2 separate regions of the Homo sapiens genome follow, and region 2 is linked to region 1. A link is a loop called in an ENCODE intact Hi-C map of the cell type or tissue named here. Cell type or tissue: B cell. All regions are shown on one strand. Links, peaks and the distances in the headings refer to the core of each region. The heading gives the core; the rest is flanking DNA. Region 1 overlaps TWSG1 (twisted gastrulation BMP signaling modulator 1). Region 2 holds the start of LOC105371980 (a long non-coding RNA gene).

Region 1 (5,382 bases), core at 125-5,124:
AGAATCTTCTCTTTGGACTGGGTTATTTATATATTTTACTAACCTCACTATGACTAAATTTGGGTTCTGCTCAGTTGAATGGAACATGTGATCAAAACTAAACACCAAGTTCCCTGAAGTCCAAAATAAAGACTGACTCAATGCTTCCAATTATTTACTGCTACCACCTCCCCCAAAGTCCTTAAATGGGTTCTATTTAACCCTTATAGGCACTGTGCTAAGTATTTTATATGCATTGTCTTGAATCTCATAAAGATTCATGTCGTTATTATCCTTATTTTTTAAGTGAAGTCATGAAATTTATACAACTTCATTCAATTAGTGGCTAGAATTTGACCCCAGTTATGGTTAGGTATTCCTGTTTTGTAAACATTAAAATGAGAAATATAAAAGTTATTTTTCATTAAATTAACATTTTAATAATTACAGTTATTACTCTCTTAGAAAGAATAAGCCTATAATTAAACTTAGATAATTCTTTAGATTGTTTAATCAAAGGCATTATTATATCTTTCACTCTCAGTACCTGAATACAACTAGAAATGCTATTGCCCAAGTTTAATCATTGTTTGTAAAGGTAAAATTGGACTCATTGGCTAAGAGTTGCAAAACCAGTGACTTGGAATGCAATACTTAATTTTTTTTGTTGTCGCTTCAGCTGGTTAATGACTATATCTTCTGCTTCCCTAGTCTGCAAGTCACAGAGAAAGTGTGGTTGTTCCTCATGTGGAGAAGAGAAGGCTGAGAATGAGTGGTTTCATGATTTCTGTGAGTTCACACAACTGCGGCTTTGAAACAAGGTCTTCTGACTCAAGGCTTTTTCTACCACCACTGCTCTTGCATGTTAGAGGCAAGGTAATATGGAATAAGACATCTTCTATGTGTAAATAACTATGCTAGATGTTCTTAAAGTTTGGTAGACACGTTGTTCAATAATTTTATGATGGAAAAAAATTAAAACTTTACACTAAATGGTAAACTGAAATTTATACATTTGAGCTACTCTCTATTGACCAGTATGAGTATTTAGAGAGAATTTGGCAAACTGTTTTCAAAGCTTATATGAAATGAAAGTCTGGCAGGATGAAAAGTTTGAGGGAAAAATCTAATCATTCAAAATGTATTTTACTACATTTATATTAAGGAAAACCTTCAATATGACAGAGAATTTCAAATTTTTAGATGCCAGAAGACAGATTCGATCATCTTTAGAGAAGAATCTTATTCCATATACAGTCACGCTTTATCGCTTAAGGATAGGGATACATTCTGAAAAATGCATCCTTAGGCAATTCTGTTGTTATATGAATATCAGTATATACTTATACAAACCTACATGGTAGAGCCTGCTATAACCCTAGGCTATATGGTATGGCCTATTGTTCCTAGGCTACAAACCTGTACAGCATGTTACTGTTCTGAATACTGTAAGCAATTATAACACAATGGTAAATATTTGCATGTCTACACATATCTAAACATAGAAAAGGTACAATAAAAATACAGTATTATAATCTTATGTGACCACCATCATATATGTTGTCTGCCATTGACCAAAATGTTGTTACACAGTGCCATGACTATACAACTGATGCTCTGGTCAGATATTAATTATTTATGCAAAATAAATTGAGGGGGAGTATATTTATCCAAGATTAAGATTAGACTTTAAGAGTTAACATTTATTGTATGAACTCCCAAATTTCTAGGCCAGAAATGGAAACTAACAACTTGAGGAAGAATCTTATTAATATTGACTCTCAGTTACTGATAAATATTTCCATTCTTGTTGCAAAGATCTGAGAGATTTGTTAACCCTGTTGCTATAATAAAACAAGGAAACGTCATTGAAAACAACATTATATTCTAGTAAAGATAGCAAATGACTTGGACTTACAAGATCTGGTTTTAAGCCCATAAGCTGTTTGCAACCCTGAGTCTCGGTTTCCCAGTCATAAAAAAGGAATGGTGTTCCTGGATTTTCCCTTACAAACTTGGGCATCCCAATGAGATAACGAATATCAAAATGCTCCGGTGACCCAGCAATCCCATTCCTAGGTATTTACTCAAGAAAAATTAAAACATAGGTCCATAAAAAGACCCATATGGGAAAGTATCAACATCATTCATAATTACTGAAAACTGGAAACCACGCAAGGTCCAACAATCAGTGAATGGATAAACAAATTGTAGTACATCCACACAAAGGAATCCTACTCATCAATAAAAAGGAAAGAACTACCCAACACACACAATAATATGGATGAATCTCAAAGCATTATACTGAATGAAAGAAGCTAGACAGAACAAAAGGCTATATACTGTATGATTCCTTTTATATAACATTCTGGAAAAGGCAAAACTATAGAGAAAAAAAATCAAATCAGTGGTTGCCAGGGGCTGAGGCTAGGGAAAAAGCTAGGTCCAGCTACAAAGGGGGCACAAGGGAATGCTTTAGGGTGATGAAAAATATTCTCTATCTTGATTGTAGTAGTAGTTACATGAGTACATGTTTGTCAAAAATCATAAAACTGTACATCTAAAAACAGTGAACAGGCTGGGAGCAGTGGCTCATGCCTGTAATCCCAGGATTCTGGGAGGCCAAGGTGGATGCATTGCTTGGGCTCAGGAGTTTGAGACCAGCCTGGCCAATACAGCGAAACCCCATCTCTACTAAAAAAATACAAAATTAGCTGGGGGTGGTGATGCGTGCCTGTAATCCCAGCTACTCAGGAGGCTGAGGCAGGAGAATCACTTGAACCCAGGAAGCAGAGGTTGCAGTGAGCTGAGATGGAGCCACTGTACTCCAGCCTGGGTGACAAAGCGAGACTCTGTCTCAAAAAACAAAAAAACAAAAAGACAAAAAAAAAAAAAAAAACCCAGCATGGTACACTGGGGTTTCTTCATAAATTTTAAAGAAATAAACCTAAACTGAAAAATATAAAGCATTAAGTTGGTATTAAAGCAATGCAGAAGACAGTTCTAACTCTGAAAATATATTGCTTTAATTTACTTTTAACCTAAAACTGAAATTTTCTAACCAAACATAATTTTTTTCAAAGAAACATAAAATAATGCTAGTGAAAATGTAAAACACAAAAGTTGTATATACCATAAAATTGTTAAAAATAATCTAAACAGAGAATAAAAACCAGAAGGAGCTATATCAAAATAGTAAGAGTAGTATGTGTTTGGATAATAGGACTAAGAACGTTTTACTCTTTTTTTCTACTTCTCTGTATTTTCTGAATTTGGGGGTAGAAAATATATTTTTATAATAGCAAATAAACATTTAATTTATTTGGATATTATGACTTCTTAAGATCCAGTTTAATTAATGTTTGAACAATTACAAAAGATATTTAAAAACACAAACTGAGGTTCTTAAATTAAGGAAACTAAGTATTTATAATGTCTTGAGCTAAAAAACAGAAATGTAGGAATAAATCTAATTAAGTATTTACTTGCATATTGTGTAAGCATAAGTAATCAATGAAGCATTATATTATACCTATGCTGACACTACTTTTACTTAGGTCAAATGAGTATTTTAAAATAAATAAATAAATAAATAAAATATTCAATTAGCCCCTATTCAAAAGAATAAACAATTATAATTAGATTGGGTTATAACAAATCTGTTTTGCCATAATACTCTTTAAGGAGGGCATCACATGAATCTTCAAACCCAGGAGAGAAATATCAACCCAACCTCATTAGCATGTTGTTCTTTACAAATTCTAACTGATTGGTAAACTTTTGTCCTGAAAATAACATACACTTGAATGAATCAGTATTGAAAAGAGTACTTATTTTTGGCTAAATAAGTCAGCATACAAGTTCATGTATATATATGAATTACCAAAATATATCAAACAGTGCCTCTTTCTCACATAAACCTAGTAACAAACATTTAGATGCTAATCCTACTTACTGTACAAGTCCCCCAGTGAATTTCTTTAAAAGAATCCAGCTGGAGTGAGTTGGGAGTAGGTACAGATGAGACTGACCACATGTTGATCACTGTTGAGGCTGAGTAATGGGTAAATGGGGGGGTTATTTTACAATTTTTCCTACTTTATGTATGTTTGAAAATGTCCGTGTGTCCCAGTGAAATCCTCATTTTGTTTTAACAATGCAACAGGTGAAACAACTAGTGAAAATAAATTTTAATCTCCATTTATATATTAGCAGCTACTATAACTGCATTAAACATTTGGAGGGAAACGATGTATTCTTTCTTTAAATTATATCAGGCCTAACTCATTACATTTGAACATTAATTTCAGAGATTTTCATGGGGTGTTAACTGAAGCAAAACAGGACAAAAATAGGTTAGCGCCACAACTTTTTTTTTTTTTGAGATGGAGTCTCGCTCTGTTGCCCAGGCTGGAGTGCAGTGGCACGATCTCGGCTCACTGCAACCTCCACCTCCTGGGTTCAAGCGATTCTCCTGCCTCAGCCTCCTGAGTAGCTGGGATTACAGGTGCACGCCACCATGCTCGGCTAATTTTTGTATTTTTAATAGAGACGGGGTTTCACCATGTTGGTCAGGCTGTTCTCAAACTCCTGACCTTGTGACCTGCCCGCCTCAGCCTCCCAAAGTGCTGGGATTACAGGCGTGAGCCACTGCACCCAGCCATGGCACCACAACTTTTAAGAGCAGGAAAATGGGATGAAGAGGAAAGAAACAATTTAGGAAAATAATGTTCACGAGAGAAAAGAGAAAACATTTTACATTGTAAACCAAAATATTACTAGTGTACTAACAAATCAAGATAACTATAGCAAGAGACTAAAGTTGAATCTAATTTGCACTGATTAAGAAAAAAAGAAGAAAAAGTTAATTCTTTAGTTTACTGTAATTAAGGAAGCCCTAAACTTACCTGAACTATTTATTTTTAACTTAAGACAAAATATACTTTTAAAAGCTAGAATTATTAATGAGAAGTAAACTATTTTAAAATTCCAACTTATTTCAGAAAACTTAAGATTTATTTAATAACTAAATCAATTTTTAGAATAAAAAAGCAGACTGTCAATTTAGCACATAAAAGAGCTAAATAAATGTTCAGACAACAAAGTACTAAAATGATGCATTATCTCTGAACCCAATTTTGAATATTTTCATGAAATACAATGTTTATGTCATCCTAAAAACTATCATAAATATTAGCCAAAGTACTCACAAGTTAATATAGGAGTTTTTCCACTCTTAATACAAAATGGGACTTGAGATTTCTGGGGTATAGCATAATATTGATCCAAATTTTAAAAATTATTTTCACAAAAGCAGCAGGGGAAAGTAGTAAAGATCTTCTTAAAGGAAAATCCCATATTACCAAATTTTTTTTTTCCTGAAACAGGATAACTAAACCCCTC
Region 2 (5,382 bases), core at 184-5,183, 53 kb before region 1:
GTAGGTAATGTGTATCACTTGGAACGGAGAACAACGTCTCCCTAAACCTGATGCTCCTTCCTGGGTAGGAAATCATTTAGTGTACCATGGGTCTTTCTCTGCCTTTATATTCATTCTGCCTCTGAGAAGAGAAACAACATGACTGGCAAATTTGGGAAGAAAACTGGGCATACTCTTCGTCTTGGTAGTAAATTATCTGTAAAGAGCACGTATTTTGCCCTGCTTGTCCAGGGGCAGGCCCTTCTTGACTTATGTTTTGGGGTGTGTCTGGCTAAATGTTGGCTAAGTCTTGACCTCTAATCTGGTCTTCCTCTATTTCCAAGTTCTCTGGCACCTATTTTACTGAGGCCATAGAAACCTCTGTGACCTGTTTTGCTTAACCAGAACCTGTTTTTCAACCATGAAATGATTTGGAGGATCTGGGATAAAAGACTCAAAACTATATCATTAGTACTATTGTGTTAAGAATGGGCATATTTGAGTATTTTAGAGGATTTGGCTTATTAGAACACAACCTCACAACTCCAATTTAAAATTGGTAAGTGTGAAATTGAATGAGAGTTGATTCTGAGTTGAAATCTTCCTGTTTATGTGCAGTATTGGAAATTTCAACAGGCTCACCTCAATAGTGAGTTTATTAGCTGTTGAAGTACTCGGCAAATACTGAATGAGGGCCCTGTAAAAACGATTATTAGATATATAGTTAGGCTGCTAGAAGAAATATTTGTAAACTGTTTTTAAAAACTTACGGAAGAACTAAGTTTGATTTTGTAAATTATATACATTAAACATTAATTTTAAAAATGAACATTAGTTTCTGTGTAGTGTCTTCTGCAAATAAAATTTGCCCTCAAGGACACCAAAAAAATTCATATCATCATGCACGGTCTTCTTGCTAGGTTGCTAAAGAAGTCCCTTAGTCTCCCACAAAGCCTGCATGGGTCAGCAGTCTAAAAATGGCCTCAGCCACGTGGCTAAAGGTGTATCTGCAATACTGCAAATAGCCCAGTAGAAACCTGGACACCAGGTTGAAGTGTGGGAAGCGGAAGTGTAGGGTAATGATGAAGTTAGGATGCTGCTGAGGAATGTCCTGGGGTCAAAGGCTACACCATTGTGAGCCGCTCAGTGAAAGGCGTGAGGAACGGACGCAGAGGGACAAGTGTCTCAGATTGATGAAACCATACTTACAGGGGGAGTGACAGAGGCTCCAGGGGATGTCCACCTGGACTGCTGAGATGGGCCTAGTGGTGAGCAGGGACATGCTGCCTGGATCTGAGAGGTCTGCTGCACAGTTGACACTTACTTGTCTGAGGGCACTGAGGAGCCACTGTTTAAAGCATATGTAGGTTAAGATTCGCCATCACTCATCCACAGAAGAGCTGGTGCCCATTGAGTGTGAGACATTAGGTGCTGAGGAGCTGTGTTTAGGGCAGTGACAAACCAAAGAAACAAGGTCCCTGCCCTCAAGGGCCCCACAGTCTAAGAGGAGAATGCATGATAAACAAGTAACCGATGAATACTTTTGGAGAGGTGTCTGCTGTTAAAGAAAGCAGACAAATGGGATGGGGGAGTGGGGAGGGGCTGCTCCTTTAGAAGTGGTCAGAGGGCCAGGCACAGTGGCTCATGCCTGTAATCCCAGCATTTTGGGAGGTTGAGGCGGGTGGATCACTTGAACTCAGGAGTTTGAGACCAGCCTGGCCAACACGGCAAAACCCCGTCTCTGTCAAAAATAACAAAAAATTCGCCAGGCATTGTGGTGTGCACCTGTGAACCCAGCTACTTGTGAGGCTGAGGTGAGGAGGATCGCTGAGCCAGGGAGGCGAAGGCTGCAGTGAGCCAAAATGGTGCCACTGCACTCCAGCCTGGGTGACAGACGGAGACCCCATCTCAAAAAAAAAAAAAAAAAAAAAAAAGGGAGGTCAGAGCAAGGAGCCACAATCTGCACAGAAAGCAGGTCCAGCAGGGGAAACAACTCCTGCGACAGCCTGAGGGTGAGAGAGACGGCAGCACGAGCTTGGCCTGCTGAGGCAGGGGTCAGCAGTGATGGGAGTGGGGATAAGACATGAGACAGGAAGAGGAGATGCCAGCCGAGGCTGTGAGACAAGGAGTCTTGGGACACAAATGCAGTCCACAAACCCAGGGCTGCAACGCATTCTGTCTCATTGTTTTCTTGGAATCAAGTAAAATCCGACTCTGAGCCTCATCCCATCCAACACTGGCCAGGAGAGAGGCTCTGCCACCCATCTTGGGACTCACAGAACCCTGGTGGCAAGTCTTGGGGGCTTTGGACAATGAGGGCTGGGCTGCTAATATTTCTAAGTAGAAACCCCTGGAAAGAAGCAACTGCAGGCTCGGGTTTCCCGTGAGTCACGGGCCGAGAGCGCTGGTCTCCACGGTCAAGAGACCTGGGCCTCTGGGACCTACCTTCCTGGCCCCTCTCTCAGGCCCTCAAAGGCCTCATTCTCTCCCTTCCCCTAGCAGAACACCCCGGAGCCAGGGAGGCTTCAGGAAAACAAGAGATAGGTTCTCTGCCCTTGCTCGACTTCCTAGTGGGTAACTCATACCTTTCCGAGGCAGACGAGCGCAACGGCCTTGCTCTTTGCCTAGAACTGGGGGTGGAAGCAGTAATTACCGGTACACGTGTTCTAGAAAGATTACGCTGGCTGCAGAGGGAAGTACCTAAGTTAGACGGGCAGGAAACACATTTCTGCCATAAAGATATTTCGCCGGTGACTGTGCCTAACTTCAGGGGCTATCTTCAGCCCAGTGAGGGAAGTCCTGTCTCCCTGACTGGCGGGGCGCCTGCACTCTCCAGGCGTCATTCGGTGAGTCACAGCGCGGACTCCAGGTTTCCCAGCATTACTGGGAGGGGGCAGAATTCTTTTCCTCTTTGCATCTGCACGGAGAATTCTCATCTCAAAAGCCAAACCTTGGAGTTGTTGCTGACTCCACACTTCAAGCAGACTTTAAAATAAAAGGAGGTAGAACATACTTTTTTTTTTTTTTTTTAATTGAGACGGAGTTTCACTCTTGTGGCCCAGGCTGGAGGGCAGCGGCGCATTCTCGGCTCACTGCAACCTCCGCTTCCCGGCTTCAAGCGAGTCTCCTGCCTCAGCCTCCTGAGTAGCTGGGATTACAGGCACGTGCCACCACACCTGGCTAATTTTTGTATTTTTTAGTAGAGACGGGGTTTCACCACGTTGGCCAGGCTGGTCTCGAACTCCTAACCTCAGGTGATCTGCCCGCCTCCGCCTCCCAAAGTGTTGGGATTACAGGCGTGAGCCACTGCGCCTGGCCCACATTTACTTTTTACTGGTTAGTTAAAGCTCAAAGGTCAAAGAGCTGTAATGGCTAACACCCACCAGCTAATGGCGCTAATGGCATGTCTGCCTGGCTTACTGAGCTCAGTGCCTGCCAGGTCTGGAGCAGCCCCATGGGGCCGGATGCGCCATGTTGTCTGCAATGTCTCCTGGAGCCTTGGGCTTGGATGCCTCCCCTTCCAGCTCAGCTTCACTCTCTCTGACTGTCCACATGACTAGCTGCTGTGTGGACACCTTCAGCAAAAGCACAGCTTTCCTGGTCAAACGTTGTATCTGTCCTTGAAACTCATCCTACCTTCCGAATGCCCCAGCTCCTTTCTTAAGTCACTCAGGCTGTCCTCTTGAGTTCTTCCCCTCTCTAGATCCCCCAGGCACGAGGCTGCCAAAACATGGACTCTGAAATAAGGTGGATTTTGCCATGGCAGCACAGTTTGTGGCTCTCAATTCTAACAGTATCCTGTGGGAGAGCTGAGAAAGGTTTTTCCCTACCTTGATCCTTCTGCAACTCCTTGCAACCTTTAGATCATTCTTATAAAGTTGGTTGGCATCTGAAGGCCCACAGAGCAAGCAGAATAGTAAAGTATTCATTTAAAAGGTTCCCCCATATTGGAATAAAGCATATGAAAAAGCAGACAGCAAAATGTTCTAAGATCTGTTCTGAGAGAATCTGTAGAGACATCCTGAGAAAAGAACATTCTTTGCTGATTGTTTTTTTTGTTTGTTTGTTTTTTAAGACAGGGTCTTGCTCTGTCACCCAGGCAGAGGTGCAGTGGCACAATCAGGGCTCACTGCAGCTTCCGCCTCCCTGGGCTCAAGTGATCCTCCCACCTCAGCCTCTAGAGTAGGTGGGACTACAGGCACATAATTACTGTGTCTGGAGTTGGCTCCTGCTGGTGGGTTCGTGGTCTTGCTGACTTCAAGAATGGAGCCGCAGACCTTCTCAGTGAGTGTTACAACTCTTAAAGATGGCACGGACCCAAAGAGAGAGCAATAGCAGGGTTTATGGTGAAGAGCAAAAGGACAAAGCTTCCACAGGGTGGAAGGGGACCCGAGCTGGTTGCCGCTGTTGGCTGGGGTGGCTAGCTTTTATTCCCTTATTGGCCCCTCCCCACCATGTTCTGTTTCTGTCCTATCAGAGTGCCCTTTTTTCAATCCTCTCTGCGATTGGCTACTTTTAGGATCCTGCTGATTGGTGTGTTTTACAGAGCACTGATTGGTGCATTTTACAACCCTCTTGCTAGCTACAGAGCGCTGATTGGTGTGTTTTACAGAGCACTGATTGGTGCATTTTACAATGCTCTTGCTAGCTTCAGAGCACTGATTGGTGCATTTTACAATCCTCTTGTAAGACAGAAAAGTTCTCCAAGTCCCCACTCGAAACAAGAAGTCCAGGTGGCTTCACCTCTCATCAACATGCCCGGATAATTTTTTTATTTTTGTAAAGACGAGGTTTCACCATGTTGCCCAGGCTGGTCTTGAACTCCTGAGATCAAGTGATTTGCCCACCTCAGCCTCCCAAAGTGACACCGCACCCGGCCCGCTGATCACTTAAACACTATCTTCTTTAGACAGAATGTCAAATTTATGTCTATGCTGAAGTTAACAAAAAATATGACTCACTCATTTCAATTTTTTATTAAAATACTTTTTTGTTAATAGGGACAACCAAAGAAAAATACACAATTTTATATGTTGTAGATCATATAAAATACAATAAACATAAACTCTTGGGAATGCAGAATAGATTTCAAAATCTTAAAAGAAGCTTTCATAAAAATAAACTTTAGAAATGTGGCTTATATTTACTGCATTTTTTCAGAAAACTTTCTTTTCTCCATTTTAATGCTACCCTGATTATAAATAATGGTCCAAATTTCTAACATCTTATCAATTTTGCTTTCTGGAATTTTAGAAATCACATGTCTAAATGAAGACCTCTTTTTTATACCACCCTACATAAACACAGAATAGATTTTATTTAAATTACCATTTGATTTGGCACCACTATTGTAAATACAATTTTAGTAATAATTAAATGTTATGGGGGAAAAACTAACAGAAA

The links. Hi-C counts contacts between places; a loop is a spot of excess contacts. Peaks named below come from ENCODE experiments on the same cell type or tissue, not always from the same donor. Only the 100,000 strongest peaks of a DNase experiment are listed, where the experiment ranks them.
Region 2: it touches region 1 in a loop (2.9-fold over the local background); 2 of 110 quality-filtered maps call a loop at or near these places.

Annotation. Positions count from the first base shown.
Region 1 is chr18:9,349,119-9,354,500 of GRCh38, reverse strand. The region is part of intron 2 of TWSG1 (twisted gastrulation BMP signaling modulator 1); the gene reads right to left. Among named protein-coding and RNA genes, the nearest start is that of TWSG1, 17 kb to the right of the region's middle. In B cell, for the core only: no CTCF peak of the experiment used is centred there; no DNase peak of the experiment used is centred there.
Region 2 is chr18:9,401,979-9,407,360 of GRCh38, reverse strand. TWSG1 (twisted gastrulation BMP signaling modulator 1) reads right to left here. Exons shown (of 5, transcript NM_020648.6): 5 at 4,941-5,382. LOC105371980 (a long non-coding RNA gene) reads right to left here and starts at 2,968. Exons shown (of 3, transcript XR_001753550.2): 1 at 2,565-2,968; 2 at 1,189-1,327. In B cell, for the core only: no CTCF peak of the experiment used is centred there; a DNase peak (open chromatin) is centred at 2,650; H3K4me3 peaks cover 1,482 bases; H3K27ac peaks cover 832 bases.